Linked DNA regions of Homo sapiens: region 2 is linked to region 1. A link is an interaction called in ENCODE POLR2A ChIA-PET data of the cell type or tissue named here. Cell type or tissue: Caco-2. All regions are shown on one strand. Links, peaks and the distances in the headings refer to the core of each region. The heading gives the core; the rest is flanking DNA.

The links. ChIA-PET counts read pairs that join two places held together with the same protein. Peaks named below come from ENCODE experiments on the same cell type or tissue, not always from the same donor. Only the 100,000 strongest peaks of a DNase experiment are listed, where the experiment ranks them.
Region 2: POLR2A ChIA-PET joins it to region 1 with 7 read pairs; 2 of 35 experiments call an interaction of 5 or more read pairs at or near these places.

The regions. Positions count from the first base shown.
Region 1 is chr12:130,685,055-130,689,441 of GRCh38, reverse strand. All of the region lies in intron 1 of RIMBP2 (RIMS binding protein 2), which reads left to right. Among named protein-coding and RNA genes, the nearest start is that of RIMBP2, 29 kb to the left of the region's middle. In Caco-2, for the core only: no CTCF peak of the experiment used is centred there; no DNase peak of the experiment used is centred there; H3K27me3 peaks cover 138 bases.
Region 2 is chr12:131,640,361-131,644,747 of GRCh38, reverse strand. No RefSeq gene overlaps it. Among named protein-coding and RNA genes, the nearest start is that of LINC02414, 5.6 kb to the left of the region's middle. RefSeq lists an enhancer at 1-127. In Caco-2, for the core only: no CTCF peak of the experiment used is centred there; a DNase peak (open chromatin) is centred at 2,336.

The DNA.
Region 1 (4,387 bases), core at 157-4,156:
TAATTTTTGAGATGGAATTTCACTCTTGTTGCCCAAGCTGGAGTGCCATGGAGCGATCTTGGCTCACTGTAACCTCCGCCTCCCGGGTTCAAGCGATTCTCCTGCCTCAGCCTCCCCAGTAGCTGGAATTACAGGCACGCACCACCACACTCAGCTAATTTTTGTATTTTTGGTAGAGACGGGTTTTCGCCACATCGGCCAGGCTGGGCTCGAACTCCTGACCTCAGATGATCCACCCGCCTCAGGATTACAGGCGTGAGCCACTGTGCCCGGCCCAGGACACGGGAGCCCCTCATGTTTGGTGCAGCTGTGTTGGCATGGAGGGGTGTGGGTGGGAGAAAATTGGTCTCGAGGATTTATCTGGTGTATCAATCAGTGTTTCTGTAAGCGCAGGTCATAGCCCATTAGGGAGCCATGAAATCAATTTTGTGGGCTGTAACCGGCGCTTTTCAGAAATGAAAAGGGACAGAGGATATCGGCGCACACTGGGCAGTTCTCTGCTGCCTGCGACCGACCTTCGCTCCAGTTCTGCTGGGCAAGAGTGGGGTGGGCTGCCTCAGGCAACGTGAGGCCCACGTTTCAGCCAGCGTTTTGCAGAGTTTAGACTTGGTTCGAAACGTTTCAGCTGAGCAGTTGGAATTGGGGGCCGGAGGAGACAGTGGTGGTGGAGGTGGTTCTGTGTCTCTGTATGAGCCCCAAGGGGGCCATGTGGCCTCTGTTTTGGGGTCTTTAGAATGTGGGGTTTTAGTGTCCCCCTGCCTGTACCTGTCACCTGCCCTTGGGCACCAAGAAAGGCCAGCACACCCTCCTGCTGCAGGGCTGGGAGAATGCCCGCCGGCTGTGCTCAGAGTCCTAAGGGTCACCCGGGGTAACTGACAGGGGGTAACGGATGGAGGGGTGAAGACGACTCATGCTTGGGGGAGCTCTTGGTCACATGGCCGCCCCCACGGAGGGACAGTGGTGTGTATGTTCACTCAATGTCAATTACTTCTCTTTCTCTTTCATTAGATCTGATACCTAAGCAAACGTATGTGTTATCCAATGGCCCCAGAGTGTTCCAGAGTGTTCTAGAGTGTTCCTGTGGCTCCCTGAGACCGGGAGCAAGCTTGGGAGGCTAGTGAGGCTAGAAAGGCTGGAGGTGAGGAGTTCAGAAACAGCAGGAGGGTCTGCCGGGTGCCCATGGTGCAGAGCTGGGCACGTGTTGCCCATGCCACCAAGGCCGCTGAGAAGCCACCACGCAACTGTTCACAAAGCCAAGCAGCATGAACAGTGCAGGCTGGGCCGGGAGCTGTGGGGCCATGCTTGGAATGGCATCAGAGCCTGGTCACCGAGTGTGTCATTTTGTAAGCTCTCTGGTGACTTCTGTGATGTGCCCCTCTTTCCCACAGTACGAATTTTAACAATAGTTGATCTGAGCTGTTGGCCGAGATTGTCAGGTCTTTGGGCTCATTTCACTGTCTCTCGTGGTAATAATTTCTAAAATCGCAGATTGCTTTGAGCACTATTTTAATTCATCTGTGGATACATGTTGGGAAGTAATTGCCAGCATTTATCATGCTGCTGCAAGCTCATTTCCTGAGGCACGTGCCCAAAGCACACTCTATGTTCAATGAACATTTGCAAATCAATGAATTAAAAATAAGCCATTATTATACTTTCTTAGTAAAAGCCCATATATTCTTCCATATGTGAATATGGGTAGAAAGATGTCTGAAAGTCTATATGCTTCAGATGATGGGAGTTTCTTAATTTTTAAGCATTTTCTTCCTTACCTTTCTGTATTGCCTAAATGATTTTCCATTCTGAAAGTACAACTTGTATTTATTCATCTACTTTGTTCAATGCCCAGTCACCTAGAAGCTTTACCCAAAGAAACAAACATCTAGGAAAATACACATCACAGAACCACGCAGAACAAAGGCACAAAGACCACCTTTCACACATCTTCTTTGTTTAGTTTTCCTTTAGTTTATAAAAATAATTATACAGTGAAACGTGCAGAAACCACCACCCAGATGTGCTGGGGGGCGTGGGCGACTGGTTAACCTCCTATACCACATCTTACAGGTGGATTAAAACGCGAGGCATCTCTGAAATAGTTATGCAATACAATAGGGCCACTGATCTCTTAAACATGATTTACTTATACATCTTTCGGGGACAAATATTCTGCTTATAGACAGCGATACTCACATCTGAAAGAGGCGCTTGGATGTGACCAGTGATACTTGCCACTCTCGATCCTGCCCTTTGAACATGGCTTTGGCGGATGGGTCTCTGATTCATAAAGTATCAGGAACTAGACGAGGTTTTAGCAGCAGGATCTGGGCGCTGACCTGAAAAAAGCTATAATGACATTTTCACTTTAACAAGGTGAGATAATGAAAGGATTAGCTGAAAAGAAAATGTAGTCTCTCCACGGTGATTTTATTTGGAAGCGGGTCTCTAATCGCTGCGCTTTGCAGCCTGTGCAAATGCTTCCCAGCGAGCGCGAGGTATACGCCGGCAAATGAGTTGGTGCAAACAGCCGCCTGTGCCTTGCGCTGTTCTCTCCCCGCTGCCTTCTGGGCTCGTAGCGGCCTCTTCCTCCCAGCAGAGCGTCCCCTTCCCGCCTCGACACCTTTTCCAGTCCACACCCCTTCCTCCTCCGGCCCTGCAGCCATCTGGTGCCCCAGGCCCCCGACGGCGCTGGCAGGTGCCCCTCACGCCTGTCGAGGGAGTTGGAAGACACGGCCTCGCTCCTGCTGGTGCGGAGGCCCGAGTGCTAAACGCCCTGGCCATGTGCGCGTGGCCCGGGGCCAGCACGGCTGTGCCAGCGTTTGCTTCACCATCAAGTCCTGATCTTGGCAGACTTGGCTCCTCTCCTGGCACAGCGATGGGCTGTCATCTCAGCAGTGATTTAAATTTATCAGCCTCTACTTTCAGCCACTGGGGCCAGCAGCACAACGTGACTCCGGTGTGCCTGGCCCGTGTAAGAATGCCTCGTGTGGGACAAAGGGGACGAGGTGCCCGGGTTTCTGTCTGGGCCGCGCTTCTCAGTGCTGCTGCGCTTTCCTGGGGAGGGTTTGAGCAATCTGACAGCCTGGGGGCGCGGGGTCTGTGCTGCCGCACCTTGCAGAGGGGAGTGAAGCGTGGTAGAGGCGTTTCTTAACCCATTGTCCTCCTGAGTGACCATAGCTCCATGATGAGGCCACAGAAGAAATCCTGGACTCCAGAAGGAGGGGTTTTATTGTAACTGATCCCTATGGCGGCAGGAAGGGGCAACGGGAATGTGGGGAGGGCTCTGGCCGTGACTGCCAGTCTCCAGGGCCAGGCAGCCTGGGTTTTCCCTTTAAAGGGAGGAGAAAACCAGCTAGGAAGAGCAGGTGCCGGGCGGTGTGCGGTGTGAGGCGCTGGGGCCACGGTGGCAAGGACCGGACAGCAGATGGGAGAAAGTCCTGCCTTGGGGTGCATCTGCTCCCCGGGGGGATGCTGGGGGCCTTCTGGGGCTCATGCTTTGGGGGCGGGCCTGGGCGGACCTAGGGGAAGGAGAGGAGCTTAAAGAAAGATTGGCTGATGCGCATTTTGTTCTGGTCCACCAGCGGACACGCAGTTCAGCTCATCTCTGAGAAGGCAAAGGCTGAGATTTTGGAGGGGCTGTGTCTGGCCTTGTCATAGGTAAACAGAGCAGGGCATCTGTGAATCTCATCCCAGGCCTGAGGGGAAGGGGGCTGTTTGGAGTGATCTGCTTTTAGAACATAAAGAGTCGCGGGATCTCTTTAACCTGAGCCGTTCAAGGGCTCAGAAGCACGAGGCCCAGTGACTCCAGCATTGCCATGAGCCACGGCGGCCACACGGCTCCCTTCCTGCCTGGGCTTTTTGGAAATGAGGCTTTTCAGTGGCTGCCGGGCCACTCAGTCTTCCAGGGGCAGAGATTTTGAACCAAATGCTCACAGGGTCAGGCGGATGACATCATAGGGCAACGGCGCCTGCCCAGTCGTCTTCTTCACTTCTCCAAAGGGACATACTGTCTCCGATTGTTCTGGAATCATGCAGCCTTCCTGGTTCCATTTTTAACATCTGTTTTTCAATTTTATTATTTATTTAATAGCTTTTATTGTGTATATTTAAGATATACAACATGATGTTATGAGATCCGTATATAAAGGGGTTACTGTAGTAAAACAAAGGAACATCTCCACCATCTGGAGACGGAGAGGTAAAAATGCTCTTTCTTCTTAATCCTATCATTACTGTAATTCCATATTATTATTAATGAAGCAGAGTGGGGCTAGAGAGAGAAGGCAGCAGACATTGTCCCCGGTGTGGGGGAGATAAGAGAGGGTGGCTGCCATTTAGGAAGGTTGCAGGAGCTCCTTATTTTTCAAGAGAATCCAAAAAGTTTGGT
Region 2 (4,387 bases), core at 263-4,262, 960 kb before region 1:
GCTACACCTGCCCTTCAGAACCTGTGCCATCCCAATGGCAGCAGAGGAGGCCTTGGTCCTCCCCAAGGGCCTGTGCACTCCCCGGGGCCCCTGATCCCTGCAGGGGGTTGTGCCTGTGCCCTGTGACCAGTTCTGGTGCATGGGCTGTGAACTGTAGGGACAGGAGAGGGCCCAGGGAGCTCCCCATCCTCTCTCCCAGAGGCTGGTCTGGGTTCTGTCCCTGCACCACAACTTCCACACCCCTGCAGGCTTAAAACAGCCCCAGTTATGGTCTCACGATTCCTGTGGTGCGGCCTGGGCAGCCCTTTCCTCTCTCACACAAGAAACTCCAAGGAAGGAAGCAGAGAAGGAGCCCAGACCTCCTGTTCTGAGGTTGTCCCCAGACCATCCTGTCCTGCAGGCCTCCCGTGGTCAGGCAAACAAAGGGCACCCTAACAATAGACTCAGCAGGGCAGTCCCAGCAGGGGCATACCAGGCTTGCTGGCTGTCCCCAGTCCAAGGCCCCCTCTGTCTTCTTGAGCCCACCAGGGGGTGGTCCAGCCCCAGGAGGCCCTTCCTCTCTTCAGGGCCACAGTCACTGGGGACCCATCTGTGTTCATGGTGCTGCCTGTGCCTGCTCTGGTGTCTGATGGGGCTGAGACAAGCCCCACTGTGAGCTGAGTCCCAGAGAAGGCGGCAGGGAGGGGGTGGGGAGTGGAGGAGCACTAAGAATTCCATGCAAACGATATGCAAATGAGCAGCACATGCTCGGGTTTGGATCCTGTTTTCTTCCTGGCCTCATTCCTGCTGGACTGTGAACCTGCCCTACTTTCTGTCTCCCAGTTATAGACTTTTTGGGAAAAAACATTTTTAGCTACCAGCACTCTCCCAAGTCCAACAGAGCCAGAGCGAGGCTGTGAGACCCCACCCACCACCTGGGGATGGAGCTTCCCTCCCCACCATCTGCAGGCTGTGCCCCCAGCCCGCCCCCGAGTTCTTCTCTCCTCCATGCTCTGCCTGAGTCCCCTCCTCCAGGAAACCTTCTCTGACCAGTGCAGGCCACAGGGTCCTCATGGAGTTGTGGGGGTACAGCAGACAGGACACTGGGCAGGTGACCATGAGCTAGTGAGAGTGGGAAGGACTCATAAAACTCATTTGAGAGGAGAATTTGAGCTGTGCAAATTTGTATCCATCTATCCATCCACTCATCCATTCATTCATCCATCCATCCATCCACTCTTTCACCTATCCATTCATCTATCCATCCACCCATCCATCCATCCATTCATCCACTCTTTCATCTATCCATTCATCCACACACCAATCCATTCATCTATTCATTCTTCATTCATTCACTCATCCATCATTCATTCATTCATTTACCTATGTATTCATCCATTAATTCATCCTCCCACTTATCCATTTATTGATCAGTCATTTTGTTCATTCATCAATCCACTTCTCCATTCAACAAATAGGGGACAACTGAGACTGAGACCAAGACCAAGTCCTGTCCCTCATTGGGCTTGTTTGTGCTGCAGACAAAGAGTAACCAAAATAATCCACGTTAAAGCATTGGGTGGTGATAAGGGAAGAAAAATCAAGTAGGTGAAGGTCAGCGTGACATGGCAGGGGTGTGAGTGGGGCTCCTTCAGATGCGTGGTCAGCAGCAGAAGGTGTTCGAGCCACAGGGGCTGACTCCTGGGGACGGGGAACAGGTGGAGAGGTGGAGGCCTGGGATGAGCCTGGCAGGAAGAGGAATGCCCATCGAGGAGACTCAGGGGCGGGTGCCTCACGGGGACCGTGGCCAGGCTGGGGTCGGGCGCAGTGCAGCAACACCAGACTGAGGAGGACAACGCCCACACTGGAGACTCGCAGTTGCATCCGGACTTCGTGGGGCTGAAGTGGGTCCTTCTTCCTGCTCCGTCTCGGGGATATGAGGGGCACCCTGGCAGCAGGAGAGCTCCGTATACTAATAGCAGCCCCTATTTAAGAATTCTTGTAGCCAGGCACCCTCATCACCTCCTGTTTCTGAAATAGGCCTATCTTGTCCTCATTGATGTTAGTGACACAAACCCCACCGGAAGAACCTAAGCCCTGAAAGGGGATGAATGGGTGAATCTAGGGGAGGGGCAGAGCGACCTGATTTGAGGTCTGGGTGAACCCAGGGCTCAGGTCACTATCACCAAGGCCTGATCTACCCCGGCTCTGCTTCTTCCTCGTGGACTCCAGTATCCAGCAGGCTCTGTCCACTGGTCCCAGGGGCGCAACCTGTGCCACGCCCCCTCAGGTCACAGGCAGTGAGAAAGGCCAGAGCCTCTCAGCCTGTTTCCTTGCATCTGATTGGCTCTGATGGAGTCACACCCCTATGCCTGAGCCAATCACGTGCTCTGGGACAGCCGTGTGCTGATTGGCTGTGACTCAGTCATGTGATCTGTCCCTGGCCTGGGGATGTCCCCAAACCACGTGGACTGAGGCTGGGTGAAGGGTGATCCTCAGGGGGCTGTCCCAGGCACTGGGGGAATGGCTGCCGAGTGGTGTCCCTGGGAGAGCATCAATTTCCCTGCTTTACAGAGAAGGGAACCGTGCTCAGTGGTGAGGATAGCTCCGGGATCACACAGCACAGCTGTCAGGGTCAGCACTGGGAGTTGGACCTGCCTGGAAGGCCTGGGCTCTGATCGCTGGTTGAACTGTCCTTGGCCTGCCTCTGGCCCTGAGCCACAAGTCAGCTCTGGAGATGCCTGGGTGGCAAAGGCGCGCCCCCTAGACCCTCTCCATTTTACCCACAACCTGACAATGAGCCCAGCACAGGCAAGGACCCGCAGACAGTGCTATAAATCTACCCCTCCATGGTAAACTGCAAAGCAGCCATTAAGTCTTCAGGAAACACATACTGTATGGCAATTAAAATGATGTTCTCCCCCTCCGTTTCAGGGATGAGACATGTGAGGACCAGTGAGAAGTACTCATCTTTTACAATGAATGTCAACAGACTCTTACAAATGAATTCACCCCAGACTACACTGTCAGCTCCTGGGGACAGGTTTAAATCGCCTTCTGTGTCTGTAAGTATCAGCTTGTCCTGGAGTCGACCCCAGATCTGAGGAGCACAAATGCTAGCTTGGAAGCCTGAGGTCTCCGGGCTCCTGCACAGACAGCCGGACAGACAGACACAGCACATCCCTGGGCTCCTGTCCTTCTGCCCCCCACAGTCCTCTCTCAGGGTGGGTGTCTCGTTGCACAGGCAGAAGTGGGGCTTGCTCTTGGCTCCTCCAGGCACCTCTGTCTCCTGACCCACGGCCTGGGGCGGTGGGATAAGATAGGGAGGGGCCTGATGAGTGCAGCACCAGGAGAGACACTCAGCTGGACACACTGCTCCGTCCGTGCTGGGTCTTTAGACAGGTGTCCATTGTGATTGGCCCGTGCTCCATTCTGACTGAAAAATGCTCCAGCCTGATTGGACGGTGCTCCATTGTGATTGGCCCATGCTCCATCCTGATTAGATCATGATCCATTCTTTGTGGTTCCTGATCCATTCTCACTGAGGTATGCTCCATCCTGATTGGCAAATCTTTCATCTTGATTGGCCCCTGCTCCAGTCTGTGTGGTCTGTGGTCAATTCTGATTGGTCCATGCACCATTTAAGTCGGTGCCCTATTTTAATAGTTCAGTGCCCTGGGGAATATGTTCCCAGTTGGAACTTCCCACTGGTTTGGAAATAACTGGGAAATTCTCCCCACCCCATCACCTCTCTGCGGTTCATCCCTAAGATTCCTGCCCAGCATTCTGCACCCTTGAGCACATTCTAGCCCATTCCATTGTCTCTAAGGGAGAAAAGGCTCAGGGAAGGGTTGGAAGCAATTAGGAAAAGGGAACAAGTCTGGGTTTCTTTTAAATCCTGACGTTTTCAGCATTTGCAGATTCCCCAGGGCCAGATGCTTAGCCATCTGCATGGGGCACTTTCTCCTGGAAACGATTTCCTGCCTCCCAAATGGCACAATTCTTGACTGTGCCGAGGGCCATATCACTGCTTCAGGAACAGACGCTCGCTGCTGGCACCCAGAGAGGGAAGGCTGTCTGGTTCTGGAATCTCATTTTCCAATCCTATAATGATATGCAACTGTGTTCACACTACACTCTGCAGCTGAGAGGCCCCTCCCCAGCCTGAGCTCAACTCCCCTCAACCCTTCCCCAGCACAGAGCGACTCTCAGACTCGGGGTTCCCCTGTTCCCACCCCAAAATGTCTCCTCTGCAACCTGGTACAGTGCCAGATCCCAGGGGTGCACCTCCCATCCTCTAGGTAAGCATTGCCCCTCGGAAGCTCTTTTACAATTAAAACCTGCCAGGGAACTCAACCCCGCTCTCAAGGTCACCGAGTGCTCGCATCTGCTTTTTATGGTGCCCCAA